2 separate regions of the Homo sapiens genome follow, and region 1 is linked to region 2. A link is an interaction called in ENCODE POLR2A ChIA-PET data of the cell type or tissue named here. Cell type or tissue: HepG2. All regions are shown on one strand. Links, peaks and the distances in the headings refer to the core of each region. The heading gives the core; the rest is flanking DNA. Region 1 has its middle 10 kb from the start of GRIPAP1. Region 2 overlaps LOC105373195 (a long non-coding RNA gene).

Region 1 (8,334 bases), core at 121-8,120, 130 kb before region 2:
GTTTGAGACCAGCCTGGCCAACATGGCGAAACCTGTCTCTACCAAAAATACAAAATTTAGCCGGGCGTGGTGGCAGGCGCCTGTAATCCCAGCTACTTGGGAGGCTGAGGCAGGAGAATTGCATGAACCCAGGAGGCGGAGGTTGTAGTGAGCCAAGATCGCGACACTGCACTCCAGCCTGGGTGGCAGAGCGAGACTTTGACTCAAATAAAAAAAAAAAGAGAATGACTTTCTCTTAAATGTCTTTGGAGAACGACTTTCTCTTAAATGTCTTTGTACAGAAGAGACTGAGACTATTATCCTTAGAAAGATCTGATTGCAAGGTTAGCCCTTGACTAGCATCTGCCAATTTGGCTAGTAAACAGTTTGCTACACTGATACGAGTTGTTCATTGTGGCTGGGCACAGTCGCTCATGCCTGTAATCCCAGCACTTTGGGAGGCCGAGGCGGGTGGATCACTTGAGGTCAGGGGTTTGAGACCAGCCTGACCAACATGGTGAAACCCTGTATCTACTAAAAATACAAAAATTAGCTGGGCATCGTTGCAGTGTCCTGTAATCCCAGCTACTGGGGAAGCCGAGGTAGGACAATTGCTTGAACCCAGGAGGAGGACGTTGCAGTCAGCAGAGATTATGCCACTCTACTCCAGCCTGGGCGACAGAGCGAGACTCTGTCTCAAAAAACAAAACAAAAAAAAACAAAAAAACAAAAAACAAGAGTGGTTTATTGTGCCTAAACTGTTTGTAGAAACTATGTGGTTTATGCGGAACACCTGCATTCCCTCAGAGTCTAGGATTCTGATATGTGCTAGGTAGAGAGTACCTATGTGACCAGTCCCCACTAAAAAGCCTTGGCCACTGAGTCTCTAATGAGCTTCCCCAGTAGACAACACTTTGCACATGTTGTCACAACTCATTGCTGGAGAAATTGAGTCTTGTATGACTCCACAGGGCGACTCTTGGAAGCCTGTGCCTGGTCCTCTGGATTTCAGTCTGTTGCTCAAGGGAGGTACAGAGCATAAAGAAGCCTGTGCATGGATTTCCTGGATCCCACCTGTGTCCTTTTTTTTTTTTTTTTTTTTTTTTTTTTTGAGACAGGGTCTCACTCTGTCATCCAGGCTGGAGTGCAGTGGTGCAACCTCAGCTCACTGGAACCTCCGCCTCCTGGGTTCAAACAATTCTCCTTCATCAGTCTCCTGAGTAGCTGGCATTACAGGTGGGCGCCACCACGATGGGCTAATTATTATATTTTATTTATTTATTTATTTTTTATTATTATTATACTTTAAGTTTTAGGGTACATGTGCACAATGTGCCGGTTAGTTACATACGTATACATGTGCCATGCTGGTGTGCTGCACCCATTAACTCGTCATTTAGCATTAGGTATATCTCCTAATGCTATCCCTCCCCCCTCCCCCCACCCCACAACAGTCCCCAGAGTGTGATGTTCCCCTTCCTGTGTCCATGTGTTCTCATTGTTCAATTCCCATCTATAAGTGAGAACATGCAGTGTTTGGTTTTTTGTCCTTGCGATAGTTTACTGAGAATGATGATTTCCAATTTCATCCATGTCCCTACAAAGGACATGAACTCATCATTTTTTATGGCTGCATAGTATTCCATGGTGTATATGTGCCACATTTTCTTAATCCAGTCTATCATTGTTGGACATTTGGGTTGGTTCCAAGTCTTTGCTATTGTGAATACTGATGCAATAAACATACATGTGCATGTGTCTTCATAGCAGCATGATTTATAGTCCTTTGGGTATATACCCAGTAATGGGATGGCTGGGTCAAATGGTATTTCTGGTTCTAGATCCCTGAGGAATCGCCACACTGACTTCCACAATGGTTGAACTAGTTTACAGTCCCACCAACAGTGTAAAAGTGTTCCTATTTCTCCACATCCTCTCCAGCACCTGTTGTTTCCTGACTTTTTAATGATTGCCATTCTAACTGATGTGAGATGGTATCTCACTGTGGTTTTGGTTTGCATTTCTCTGATGGCCAGTGATGATGAGCATTTTTTCATGTGTCTTTTGGCTGCATAAATGTCTTCTTTTGAGAAGTGTCTGTTCATATCCTTTGCCCACTTTTTAATGGGGTTGTTTGTTTTTTTCTTCTAAATTTGTTTGAGTTCATTATAGATTCTGGATATTAGCCCTTTATCAGATGAGTAGGTTGCGAAAATTTTCTCCCATTTTGTAGGTTGCCTGTTCACTCTGATGGTAGTTTCTTTTGCTGTGCAGAAGCTCTTTAGTCTAATTAGATCCCATTTGTCAATTTTGGCTTTTGTTGCCATTGCTTTTGGTGTTTTAGACATGAAGCCCTTGCCCATGCCTATGTCCTGAATGGTAATGCCTAGGTTTTCTTCTAGGGTTTTTATGGTTTTAGGTCTAACGTTTAAGTCTTTAATCCATCTTGAATTAATTATTGTATAAGGTATAAGGAAGGGATCCAGTTTCAGCTTTCTACATATGGCTAGCCAGTTTTCCCAGCACCATTTATTAAATAGGGAATCCTTTCCCCATTGCTTGTTTTTCTCAGATTTGTCAAAGGTCAGATAGTTGTAGATATGTGGCGTAATTTCTGAGGGCTCTGTTCTGTTCCATTGATCTATATCTCTGTTTTGGTACCAGTACCATGCTGTTTTGGTTACTGTAGCCTTGTAGTATAGTTTGAAGTCAGGTAGCATGATGCCTCCAGCTTTGTTCTTTTGGCTTAGGATTGACTTGACAATGCAGGCTCTTTTTTGGTTCCATATGAACTTTAAAGTAGTTTTTTCCAATTCTGTGAAGAAAGTCATTGGTAGCTTGATGGGGATGGCATTGAATCTATAAATTACCTTGGGCAGTATGGCCATTTTCACAATATTGATTCTTCCTACCCATGAGCATGGAATGTTCTTCCATTTCTTTGTATCCTCTTTTATTTCATTGAGCAGTGGTTTGTAGTTCTCCTTGAAGAGGTCCTTCACGTCCCTTGTAAGTTGGATTCCTAAGTATTTTATTCTCTTTGAAGCAATTGTGAATGGGAGTTCACTCATGATTTGGCTCTCTGTCTGTTATTGGTGTATAAGAATGCTTGTGATTTTTGTACATTGATTTTGTATCCTGAGACTTTGCTGAAGTTGCTTATCAGCTTAAGGAGATTTTCGGCTGAGACAATGGGGTTTTAATTATCGTATTTTAAATAGAGATGGGGTTTCACAATGTTGGCCAGGCGATGGTGTCAAACTCCTGACCTCAAGTGATCTGCCTACCTCAGCCTCCCAAAGTGCTGGGATTACAGGCATGAGCCACCAGGCCCAGCCAACTTTTTTTTTTTTTTTTTTTTTTTTGAGACAGAGTTTTGCTCATATTGCCCAGTCTGGAGTACAGTGGCGAGATCTCAGCTCACTGCCACTTCTGCCTCCCGGGTTCAAGCAATTCTCCTGCCTCAGCCTCCCAAATAGCTGGGATTACAGGCATGCACCATCATGCCTGGCTAATTTTTGTATTTTTAGTAGAGATGGGGTTTCACCATGTTGGTCAGGCTGGTCTCCAACTCCTGACCTCAGGTGATCCACCTGCCTCAGCCTCCGAAAGTGCTTGGATTACAAGCGTGATCCACTGTGCCCAGACTTTTCATTAATTTATTTATTTTTGAGATGGAGTTTGGCTCTCATTGCCCAGGCTGGAGTGCAATGGTGCGATCTCTTCTCACTGCAACCTCCACCTCCCCAGTTCAAACTATTCTCCTGCCTCAGCCTCCCAAGTAGCTGGATTACAGACATGCGCCACCACACCTGGCTATTTTTTTTTTTGAGATGGAGTTTTGCTCTTGTCACCCAGGATGGAGTGCAATAGCGTGATCTCAGCTCACTGCAACCTCCACCTCCCGGGTTCAAGTGATTCTCCTACCTCAGCCTCCCTAGTAGTTGGGATTACAGGTGCCTGCCACCAAGCCTGGCTAATTTAAAATTTTTTTTTTTTATTTTTAGTAGAGATGAGGTTTTGTCACGTTGGCCAGGCTGGTCTTGAACTCCCGACCTCAGGTGATCCACCTGCCTCGGTCTCCCAAGTGCTGGGATTACAGCCATGAGCCACTGCATCCAGCCTTTCAGCCTTTTCGAGATAGTGTCTCAACTCTAGTCTCCCAGGCTAGAGTGTAGTTGCATGAACACGGCTCATTACAGCCTTGACCTCCTGGGCTCAAGTGATCCTCCCACCTCAGCCTCCTGAGTAACTGGGACCACAGGCACCTACCACCAGGCCCAACTAATTTTTGTATGTTTTGTAGATGCGCCCACCACCACACCCAACTAATTTTTGTATGTTTTGTAGAGATGGTTTTTGCCATATTGCCTAGGCTGGTCTTGAACTCCTGAGCTCAAGCAATCAGCCTGCCTCAGCCTCCCAAAGTGCTAGAATTACAGGCATGAGCCACCGGGCCAGCTGCAACTATTCTATTAATCCGAAATTATTTCAAGACATAATTTAAAATGGAAAAACCGGCTGGGCGCGGTGGCTCACACCTGTAATCCCAACACTTTGGGAGGCCGAGGTGGGTGGATCACTTGAGACCAGGAGTTTGAGACCAGCCAGGGCAACGTGGTGAAACCCCCTCTCTACTAAAGATACAAAAATTAGTCGGGCTCGGTGGCACACACCTGTAGTCCCAGCTGCTCGGGACGCTGAGACACAAGAATTGCTTGAATCTGGGGGACAGAGATTGCAGTGAGCTGGGATCGCACCACTGCACTCCAGCCTGGGTGACAGAGCGAGACTTCATCTCAAAAAAAAAAAAAAAGAAGAAAAATAGAAAAATGAAAATGAAACCAAATCTGTACCCTAGATGCGCTTATTGCTCATTGCTAGAGATATATCTGTTTGTAGGCCCTCTCAGTGAACAGACAGGGGACACATACACAGACATGCACACTAGTTCTCTTTATAACATAACTCTCTTTCTCTGTCTATATATAAAACCATGAGATCATCCTGATACCTCCAATTCCAATTCAACACTTCAGGGTAAACTTTTGTTTTCCCCATCCATATTTGTCACTCTTTTAGTAAGTAATCTAACTCCCATTATTCCTAATTACTTGTTTCCTCAAACCTAGATTACACAAAGGAATTTTCAGAATTGCCTAACCCACACCACTACAAAAGCAAATCTACTTACCAGAGTACAATATTTGTTTACAGATATATATATATATTTTTTTTAGAGACAGCGTCTTGCTCTGTCACCCAGGGTGGAGTGCAGTGTGGAACGATCTCAGCTCACTGCAACTTCCACCTCCTGGGTTCAAGCAATTCTCATACTTCAGCCTCCCAGACCTTTTTTTTTTTTTTCTTTAAGACAGGGTCTCACTTTGTCACCCAGGCTGGAGTGCAGTGGTGTGATCACAGCTGACCGCAGCCTCAAACTCTTGGGCTCAAGCGATCCTCCCACCTCAGCCTCTTATGTAGTGGGGACTACAGGTACATGCCACCACGCCTGGCTAATTTTAAAAAAAATATTTTTTTGTGGCCGGGGGCGGTGGCGCACGCCTGTAATCCCAGCACTTTGGGAGGCCAAGGCGGGCGGATCACGAGGTCAGGAGATCGAGACCATCCTGGCCAACACGGTGAAACCCCGTCTCTACTAAAAACACAAAAAATTAGCTGGGATTGGTGGCACGTGCCTGTAGTCCCAGCTACTTGGGAGGCTGAAGCAAGAGAATCGCTTGAACCTGGGAGGTGGAGGTTGCAGTGAGCCGAGATCGCACCACTGCACTACAGCCTGGGCGACAGAGTGAGACTCCATCTCAAAAAAAAAAAAAATTTGTAGGCCGGGCATGGTGGCTCACACCTTAATCCCAGCACTTTGGGAGGCTGAGGTGGGCAGATCACCTGAGGTCAAGAGTTCGAGACCAGCCTGGCCAACGTGGTGAAACCCCATCTCTACTTAAAATACAGAAATTAGCTGGGCATGGTGGCGGGCGCCTGTAATCCCAGCTACTCAGGAGGCTGAGGCAGGAGAATCGCTTGAAGCCAGGAGGCAGAGGTTGCAGTGAGCCAAGATTGCGTCATTGCACTCCAGCCTGGGCAACAAGAGCCAGACTCTCAAAAAATATATAGATAGATAGATAGATATGTATATATATATACACACACTATATATACACATACATATATATATATACACACACATACATATATATACACACACATATATATATAGTAGAGACAGGGACCTTACTATGTTCCCCAGGGTTGTCTCCAACTCCTGGCCTGAAGCAATCCTCCTGTCTCAGCCTCCCAAAGTGCCCAGATTGCAGGTGGGAGCCAGCATACCCAACCCATTGTTTACAGGCATTTTTCTTTTTTTTTTCTTTTTTTTTTTTTTTTTGAGACAGAGTCTTGCTCTGTCGCCTAGGCTGGCTGGAGTGCAGTGGCGCAATCTCGGCTCACTGCAAGCTCCGCCTCCTGGGTTCACGCCATTCTCCTGCCTCAGCCTCCCGAGTAGCTGGGACTACAGGCGCCTGCCACCACGCCCGGCTAATTTTTTGTATTTTTTTTAGTAGAGACGGGGTTTCACCGTGTTGGCCAGGATGGTCTCGATCTCCTGACCTCGTGATCCGCCCGCCTCGGCCTCCCAAAGTGCTGGGATTACAGGCGTGAGCCACCGCGCCCAGCCTGTTTACAGGCATTTTTGAGGTAAAATTTACATGTGGTAAAATTCACAAATCAAAATTCACAGCAGCCTGATAAAGAATACACTTGGCCGGGTGTGGTGGTTCGCGTCTGTAATCCCAGCACTTTGGGAGGCCGAGGCTGGCGGATCACGAGGTCAGATCGAGACCATCCTGGCTAACATGGTGAAACCCCATCTCTACTAAAAAAAAATACAAAACATTAGCCGGGCGTGGTGGCGGCTGCCCATAGTCCCAGCTACTTGGGAGGCTGAGGCAGGAGAATGGCGTGAACCTGGGAGGCAGAGCTTGCAGTGAGCCGAGATCGCGCCACTGCACTCCAGCCTGGGTGACAGAGTGAGACTCCGTCTCTAAAAAAAAAAAAAAAAAAAGAATACACTCAAGTAGCTCCTACCCCTATCATGATATAGAATGTTTACATCAGCAGGGCGCGGGGGCTCACACTTGTAATCCCAGCACTTTGGGAGTCCAAGGCGGGCAGATTACGAGGTCTGGAATTCAAGACTAGCCTGGGCAACACACTGAAACACCGTCTCTACTAAAAATACAAAAATTAGCTGGGTGTGCTGGCGGGTGCCTGTAATCCCAGCTACTCGGGAGGCTGAGGCAGGAGAATCGCTTGAACCCAGGAGGTGGAGGTTGCAGTAAGCTGAGATCGCGTCACTGCACTCCAGCCTGGGCGACAGAGCTAGACTCTGTCTCAAAAAAAAAAAAAAAAAGAATGTTTACATCACCCCAGTTCTTTCCCAGCTGTTCTCAGTCAATCCTCTCCCCTATGAGGCAATGAGTGTTAAAACTTCAGGGATCCTGTAATACCAGCACTTTGGGAGGCCGAGGCGGGTGGATTGCTTGAGGCCAGATGTTGGAGACTAGCCTGGCCAACATGGCGAAACCCCATCTCTACTAAAAATACAAAAATTAGCTGGGCGTGGTGGCATGCGACTGCAGTCCCAGCTACTCAGGAGGCAGAGGCACAAGAATTGCTTGAACCCGGTAGGTGGAGGTAGCAGTGAGCAGAAGTCACACCACTGCACTCCAGCCTGGGCGACAGAGCGAGACTCCATTTCCACAAAAAAAAAAAAAAAAAAAGAAAAAGAAAAAGAAAAAAAGAAATTGAGGGCACATGGCTATCCAATTGTTCCAACATTATTTGTTGAAAAGAATATCCATTCTGCACTTAGCACTTTTTTCAAAAATCAATTGAACATATATGTGTGGGTCTATTTCTGGGGTTTCTGTTCTCTTTCATTGATATAATTGGCTGTCTTGACACAGATACCACAATATTTTGATTATTGTAGCTTTATAATAAGTCATGAAGTCAGGAAGTGCAGGTCCTCCAAATTTGTTCTTGTTTTTCAAAGTTGTTTTAGTTTTTTTACATTTCCATATGACTTTTAGAACCAGGTTGTCGGCCGGGTGCGGTGGCTCACGCCTGTAATCCCAGCACTTTGGGAGGCCGAGGCAGGCGGATCACTTGAGGTCAGGAGTTCGAGACCAGCCTCAACGTGGAGAAACCCCGTCTCTACTAAAAATACAAAATTAGCTGGGCGTGGTGGTGCATGCCTGTAATCCCAGCTACTCGGGAGGCTGAGGCAGGAGAATTGCTTGAACCTGGGAGGCAGAGGTTGCAGTGAGCCAAGAT
Region 2 (8,334 bases), core at 30-8,029:
GTGACTGGGTAATGTATTTATTTTTATTTATAAATGTTTTTTATTTATATAATTGGGACTCACTATGTTGCCCAGGCTGGTCTCCAACTCCTGAGCTCAAGCAACCCTCTTGCCTTGACCTCCCAAAGTGTTAGCATTACAGGTGTGAGCCACTGTGCCCGGCACTTGAAATCTTTTTAAACATTTTTATTTACTTATTAGTTATTTAAGGCTGGGTAATTCATAAAGTGAAGAGGTTTATGTGGCTCACAGTTCTGCAGACTGTACAAGAAGCATGACAGTATCTGTTTGGCTTCTGGTCAGGGCCTTTTGCTGCTTTCATTCATGGCCTAAGTCCAAGGAGAGCCACCATGCAGAGATCACATAGGAAGAGCCATGCAAGAGAGAGGGGAAGTGCCAGGCTCTTTCTTTCCTTCTTTCCTTCCTTCTTTCTTTCCTTTCTTCTTTCCTTCCTTCCTTCTTTCCTTCTTCCTTCCTTCCTCCTTCCTTCCTTCCTTCCTTCCTCCCTTCCTCTCTCTTTGTTTCTTTTTTAGATGGAGTCTCACTCTGTTGTCAGGCTGAAGTGCAGTGGTGCAATCTCATCTCACTGCAACCTCCGCCTCCCGGGTTCAAGCGATTCTCCTGTCTCAGCCTCCTGAGTAGCTGGGACTACAGGCACGCGCCACCACGCCCGGCTAATTTTTTGTATTTTTAGTAGAGACAGCGTTTCACCATGTTGGCCAGAATGGTCTCAATCTCTTGACCTCGTGATCCACCCACCTCGGCCTCCCAAAGTGCTGGGATTACAGGAGTGAGCCACCACGCCCAGCCTTTGCCAGGCTCTTTTCAACAACCAGTTCCCCAGGGAACTAAGAGTGAGAACGAACTCACTCCCTTCCTGAGAGATCCACCCACAAGATCCAAACACCTCTAATCAGGCCCCTCCTCCAACACTGGGGATCAAATTTTAACACGAGGGTTGGCGGAGCCAAACCGTGTCTAAACCATAGGAGTAAGCTTTTCTGTGTTATTTGTGACAATTCATCAATCTGTATGCTTATAAATCAGTGTATGCCATACCGTGATTAAACAGGTTTAAAAATTCTTCTAGAAGTTTTAACAGGGAACAATAGCTAGAATATTTTGTTAAGTGGAAAAAGCAATTTCAGAAGTGTGCAGGTGACTTCTGGGGAATTGGTCACAGTCTCTTTTTTAACCTGGCAGGGGTTACACATATATTAATTTTACAATTCATTAAACTGTTTATGTACATTGTATGCATGTTCTTCTCTATTAGCTATATATCACCATTTTAAAAACTAGAGAGAGAAGGACTTTCAGATGGGTAGGATGAGGAGCTTAGTGGACCTTCTCCCCAACAAAGCAAGCATAACTGGTGGAAATTATTAAAAAATAAAACAACAACCCCCTGAGAGTTTTCAAAGGTCATACAGCAAATGGAGACACATTTATTCAAGAAAATAGGCCGGGTGTGGTGGCTCACGCCTGTAATCCCAGCACTCTGGGAGGCCGAGGTGGGTGGATCATTTGAGGTCAGGACTTTGAGACCAGCCTGGCCAACATGATGAAACCCCATCTCTACTAAAAATTAAAAAATAATTAGCCGGGTGTGGTGGCACATGCTTGTAATCCCAGCTACTGGGGAGGCCGAGGCAGGAGAATTGCTTGAACCCAGGAGGCAGAGGTTGCAGTGAGCAAAGCTCACGCCACTGCACTCCAGCAAGGGCAACAAGAGTGAAACTGTCTCAAAAATAAAAATAAAATAAAATAGGCCAGGTGCGGTGGCTCACACCTGTAATTCTAGCACTTTGGGAGGCCGAGGTGGGTGGATCACCTGAGGTCGGGAGTTCGAAACCAGACTGCCCAACATGGTGAAACCCCATTTCTACTAAAAATACAAAAATTAGCCGGGCGTGGTGGTGCATGCTTGTAATTCCAGCTACTCGGGAGGCTGAGGCAGGAGTATTGCTTGAACCTGGGAGGCAGAGGCTACAGTGAGCCGAGATGGTGCCACTGCACTCCAGCCTGGGCAACAGAGCTAGACTTCGTCTCAAAAAAACAAAACAAAACAAAACAAAACAAAAACCCAAAAAACAATAACAACGACCAAAAAAAAAACCTTAAGGGAAGGGGAAAGTATGATGACGCTATTTCATCAAATAGAGAAGATTAAGTAAGAAGTAAAAATTACAAAAAACCCACAAATTGCCGGGCGCGGTGGCTCACGCCTGTAATCCCAGCACCTTGGGAGGCTGAGGCGGGTGGATCACGAGGTCAGGAGATCGAGATCATCCTGGCTAACACGGTGAAACCCTGTCTCTAATAAAAATACAAAAACAAATTAGTCTGGTGTGGTGGCGGGTGCCTGTAGTCCCAGCTACTCAGGAGGCTGAGGCAGGAGAATGGTGTGAACCTGGGAGGCAAAGCTTGCAGTGAGCCGAGATCGCGCCACTGCACTCCAGGCTGGGCGACAGAGTGAGACTCCGTCTCAAAACAAAACAAAACAAAACCCCACAAATCTTGAAGTTGAATAGTACTGTATAATAACTGAAATGAGAAGAGAAAAAAGAAAAAAATTCACTAGAGGGGATAACAGTAAATTAGAGCTGGCAGGCAAAAGCACCAGTGAACTAGTAGAGAGAACAATATGGATTATGCAAACTGAAGACCAGACAGTAGAAAGAATCAAGAAAAATGAACACAGCATCAGAGAAATATGGGACACCATTAGGTGCACCAACACACAAGTAACAGCAATAGCAGCAGAAGTGGAGACATGCGAGATGAAAGGGGAACATTAAGCATACATACATACATACATACATACATACATACATACATAAAAGAAGTGAAGACAGGAAGTATCATGGCTGCGAGTAGCTGGGGCCTGTGTTGCAAGCAGTAAAGGAATTTACCAAGACAGTCGTAGGTAAAGAAAAGCAGATTTGGCTCAGCGTGGTGGCTCACGCCTGTAATCCCAGCACTTTGGGAGGCCGAGGCAGGAGGATCATGAGGTCAGGAGATTGAGACCATCCTGGCTAACACGGTGAAACCCCATCTCTACTAAAAATACAAAAAAAAAAATTAGCTGGGTGTGGTGGTGGGTGCCTGTAGTCCCAGCTACTCGGGAGGCTGAGGCAGGGGAATGGCGTGAACCCAGGAGGCAGAGCTTGCAGTGAGCCAGGATCGGGCCACTGCACTCCAGCCTGGGCGACAGAGCAAGACTCTGTCTCAAAAAAAAGAAAATAAAAGAAAAGAAAAACAAATTTAGGCCAGGCACAGTGGCTCACATCTGTAATCCCAGCACACTGGGAGGCCTAGGTGGGTGGATCATTTGAGGTCAGGAGTTTGAGACCAGCCTGGCCACCATGGTGAAACCCCATCTCTACTAAAAATACAAAAATTAGCCAGGCATGGTGGTGCATGCCTGAAATACCAGCTACTTGGGAGGCTGAGACAGGTGAATCGCCTGAACCCAGGAGACGGAGGTTGCAGTGAGCCAAGATTGCGCCACTGTACTCCAGCCTTGGCAACAGAGGGAGACGCCGTCCCCCCCAAAAAAATTTAAAAAAATAAAAAATAAAAAAGTCTGGGCATGGTGGCTCATGCCTGTAATCCCAGCACTTTGGGAGGCTGAGGTGGGAGGATCACCTGAGGTCAGGAGTTTGAGACCAGCCTGACCAACATGGAGAAACCCTGTCTCTATTTAAAAAAATACAAAATTAATCCCAGCTACTTGGGAGGCTGAGGCAGGAGAATTGCTTGAACCTGGGAGGCAGAGTTTGCGGCGAGCCAACATCACGCCATTGTACTACAGCCTGGGCAACAACAGCTAAACTCTGTCTCAAAAAAAAAAAAAAAAAAGAAAAAAAGGAAAAAAGAAAAGCAGATTTGTTAGAGAAAGTATGAAGATACATTGCAGGGTACAACAGGCAGCAGAGAAGGGGCTGTCTGCCAAGAGGCGGGGGCTGGAGGTTCATGCTGGAGGGGCCTACCTGGTGGAATGAGGTCATTGTGCCAGCAGGTTGTTTGTGATTAGCCATCTCTCAGAACAATTGTTCATTGTTCTCCCCATCCTGGGGCCCTTCCTGAACTAGGGCCCCTTCCTTGTTACTTAGTTATCAGGACTAAACAGGAAGGAACAGAAAAAAATATCCAAAGAAATAACAGCTAAAAACTTCCCACATTTGATGGAGAAACTTGTTTTTTTTTTTTTTTTTTTTTTTTGAGATGGGGTCTCACTCTGTCACCCAGGCTGGGGTGCAGTGGCTCAACACAACTCACTGCAGCCTCAACCTCCCAGACTCAAGCGATCCTCCCACCTCAGCCTCCGAAGTAGATGAGACTACAGGCACACACCACCATGCCCAGGTTTTTAAAAAAATTATTATTTGTAGAGATGTGGTCTTGCTATGCCCAGGGTGGTCTTAAACTCCTGGGCTCAAGGGATCTTCCATCCTAGGCCTCTCAACCTGTTGGGATTACAGGCATGAGCCACCATGCCCAGCCTGATGGAGAAACTTTCTTTATTCTTTTTTTTTCAGATGGAGTCTCCCTCTGTCAACCAGACTGGAGTGCAGTGGCTCGATCTCAGCTCACTGCAACCTCCACCTCCCTGGTTCAAGTGATTCTCCTGCCCCAGCCTCCTGAGCAGCTGGGATTACAGGTGCCCACAACCATGCTAAGCTAATTTTTGTCTTTCTTTCTTTCTTTCTTTCTTCCCTTTTTTTTTTTTTTTTTTTTGAGACGAAGTCTCGCTCTGTTGCCCAAGCTGGAGTGCAGTGGCGTGATCTCAGCTCACTGCAACCTTCACTTCCCGGGTTCAAGCAATTCTCTGCCTCAGCCTCCCGAGTAGCTGGGATTACAGGTGCCCACCACCACTCCCAGCTAGTTTTTGTAGTTTTTACTACAGATGGGGTTTCACCATATTAGCCAGGCTGGTCTCAAACTCCTGGCCTCAGGTGATCTACCCGCCTTGGCCTCCCAAAATGCTGGGATTACAGGCGTGAACCACTGTGCCTGGCCTTTTTTTTTTTTTTTTTTTTTTTTGAGACGGAGTTTCACTCTTGTTGCCCAGGCTGGAGGGCAATGGCGCAATCTCGGCTCACTGTAACCTCTGCCTCCTGGGTTCAAGCGATTCTCCTGCCTCAGCCTCCTGAGTAGCTGGGATTACAGGCATGTACCACCATGCCTGGCTAATTTTGTATTTTTAGTAAAGACAGGGTTTCACCATGTTGGTCAGGCTGCTCTTGAACTCCTGACCTGAAGTGATCTGCCCACCTAAGCCTCCCAAAGTACTAGGACTATAGGCATGAGTCACCACGTGGGTCCCTGATGGAGAAATTTTAATCTACACATCCAAGAAGTTCAATGAACAAGTAAGATAAATGCAAAGAGGTCCACACCTAGTGTAGGATCCCTGAGTTCCTCCTCCTTTCTTTTTGTGTTCTGACCTAAAATCACAGAGTGCTTTGGCCATTCTTCCACCCAGCGAGCTGCAGGTTTTTCTCAGCAGGCTTGAACCCAAACCAAGGCCTTGAACATTCCCAGGCACTGATAAAGGTATCTGGGTTGTTGCCCAAGCACTGAAAGAAACTGACCCTAGCCCTGAACAAATTCCTTAAAGCCTCATATAAACTCCATACCGTGACCCTTTGGCTGTGGACATACCTAAGTAGAACACCCCTTTTCTCTCATTGTCCCTCATAAGGACAGAGTGCTGTCTCTAGGAATCGATGGAACTGGACTGGATCCCTGAGTAAATATTTTAGTCCAAGGGGAGGTCCACAAGCGATCTGTCTCTGCAGCACTCTGTATGTAAATTCCCCCAATATGCATTTTGGGCTTATCGCCCTGGCATTTAGTGCTTCTGTTTTTGGAATCCCAACTCATCCCATCTCAGGATCATTTTGTAGCAGGACGAGCCGCAGACAGAACCCCTCAGACACTGGGTTAAAGAAGGAAGAGGCTTTATTCGGCCAGGAGCATCGGCAGGCTTGCGTCTCAAGAACTGAGTCCCAGAGAAAGAGTTCTTGGCCCTTTTAAGGGCTTACAGCTCTAAGGGGTCCACATGAAAGGGTCGTGATAGATTGAACAAGCATGGGGTACATGGCTAGGTGGGGGTGGTGAGCAAGGCAAGTGTTTCTCCATACCATTGTCTGTGATCTATAGATAGCACAAGCGGTTAGGGTGTGGGTTAATCTTTAACCTACGGGCCTGGCCAGTGGTGCTGATCAGTCTGTTATTTTTTCAGTTTTTACTTCCTCCTTTTCTTTGGAGATAGGGGACAGTAGGAGAAATGGCCTCTCTCCTCATTCCCCCCTTTGAGAACCTCACTCACTAGTGGGAGTTCTCATTATCATCCTCACTATCTAGATCTTCCTGTGAGACAGATCAATAGTGATTCATGTAGTATACTTGTGCTGAGGTCTTTTGATGAACTAAGGTGATAACGAAGCTTCTTAGTAACTGGAGAAATATGGGTAACATACAGGGGAGTAACATGCAGGTTCCTAACACCATTATCATTCCTATTATAAGAGTTTTAAATCCTCCTAGAGCTGGAAGCCATTTTCCAAACAGGGATCCAGGATCAAACCTATGCCAAACCTGCATGGGTACATGTGCCAGCTTTGTCATGTCTCTAACTATATTTTTGACTACTTGTCCTTGATCATCTCTTTGCAGACAGCACTTGGTCAAGTTGAATTTTTCACAGACTCCTCCTTCAGCTGCCAGCAAATAGTCTAAGGCCAATCTATTCTGATAGATGGCATTTCTCATTTGGGTTTCCTGCTGGGCTAAAAGAGTTAAAGCTCTGCCAGTTTCACTAGTGATTATTTCTAAGATGGCCTGTAACCGTATGATCCAGTTGAGCATGTAGATGGGGGTATGGTATCCCTATGAGTCGTCTTGTGCCCATGTGGCAGGCCTATAGTACTGTATGATCCTTTCGGGGCACCACTCATCATCTTTCCAATTTGCTATAGCTATGCTCCTCTTTTCTTGGGAGGCATAGACAGGGAAACCTAGGAGGTCACCTGTTTTTATGGGCAGTAGGAAAAAGGATGGCTTAATGGTGCCAATGACACAACTACCTGCCCATTGATCAGGTAACTGAGTGTAGGCTCTGTGCCTACATATCCAGTATAGTCCAGCGGGAGCCATCCAGTCTTGATGAGATTGTGGATGGGCCTAAGCAGTCTGTAATTTAGGAAATTTACTGAAGGGATTATTTTCAGTATGGTTTAGACCCCACCAGGTGACTGTCCCTGTGTCCCTGTTATGCTTTTATACAGCTTCTGTCCTAGACAATTGAGCCTTCCTACAGGGATGGTGAAGTCTTTTCCTTTTCTAGGTATGCAGTATTGTCCATTAATAGAGGTTTTCAAGACCCAAAAGTTGCTAGTTTGGGCCTTCTGGACTGGAATTATGTCAGGAACTGGATCAGTAGGCACTAATTCTTGGGTTTCCCAAGGCCATCAGTCTCCCATAGTGGTTCCCTCACATACATAACAGGAAGTAACATTGAGGGAATGAGCTACATATTCTGCTAACTGGAGAAACAAGTTCTTTGTCCTTTTTTGTGGAAGCTCTGGTGCTGGCAGATTCAGCTCATCATAAAAGGTCTGAAACACTGGTTTGGAAGATCGCTTGTGGACCTCCCCTTGGACTAAAATATTTACTCAGGGATCCAGTCCAGTTCCATCGATTCCTAGAGTTACATACTCTCCTGTTTTCCAGCAGGGATCAAGGGGATTGGTAATTAGTAGTTCAATGGGTTACAGTGACCACTAGTGCAGGAAGAGTTACTCTTTCCTTTTTGAAGGCGGACAGGGTCCTTCTCATCTTTTTTTCCAGGTGGCCTAAATGACACAGGACCAGTAACTACATTCATCACTTCACAGTCCTAATTCATGACAAACATACTTATTTTCTACTATATAGCCCCTTTCCCAATCTAGAGAGCCACATCTTATTCTATTTCCATATGGGTCACTGTTGATTGCTGCACAGGCATCAAATTTTAAGATAATTTGTTTGGGGACTCCTTTCTCTTCTGTTCTAGTTATTACTTTACTAGTATCAGCTTTTCCCCAGCTGCCAGTCCTCGATCTTATTTCAAAAACAGTAGTCATAGGGGGGCTCAGATGGGTTATAGTACACATCAGACTGGTCACTTCCTGGGCTACATACCTTGTATAGAGTAGCATTATACAAACAAGTTCCTTTTAGAGTCCCAGTACACTCATACTAACTATAAAATAATAGGACTGCAGCAACCTTTTGTCCTACCTTAGTGACTTGATTTTGTCCTACCTTAGTGACTGGGAA

What was found. ChIA-PET counts read pairs that join two places held together with the same protein. Peaks named below come from ENCODE experiments on the same cell type or tissue, not always from the same donor. Only the 100,000 strongest peaks of a DNase experiment are listed, where the experiment ranks them.
Region 1: POLR2A ChIA-PET joins it to region 2 with 5 read pairs; 5 of 35 experiments call an interaction of 5 or more read pairs at or near these places.

The regions. Positions count from the first base shown.
Region 1 is chrX:49,008,196-49,016,529 of GRCh38, forward strand. No RefSeq gene overlaps it. Among named protein-coding and RNA genes, the nearest start is that of GRIPAP1, 10 kb to the left of the region's middle. In HepG2, for the core only: no CTCF peak of the experiment used is centred there; no DNase peak of the experiment used is centred there; H3K4me3 peaks cover 377 bases.
Region 2 is chrX:49,133,653-49,141,986 of GRCh38, forward strand. It overlaps LOC105373195 (a long non-coding RNA gene), which reads right to left. Exons shown (of 3, transcript XR_007068230.1): 3 at 5,953-8,334. Among named protein-coding and RNA genes, the nearest start is that of GPKOW, 14 kb to the left of the region's middle. In HepG2, for the core only: no CTCF peak of the experiment used is centred there; a DNase peak (open chromatin) is centred at 4,059.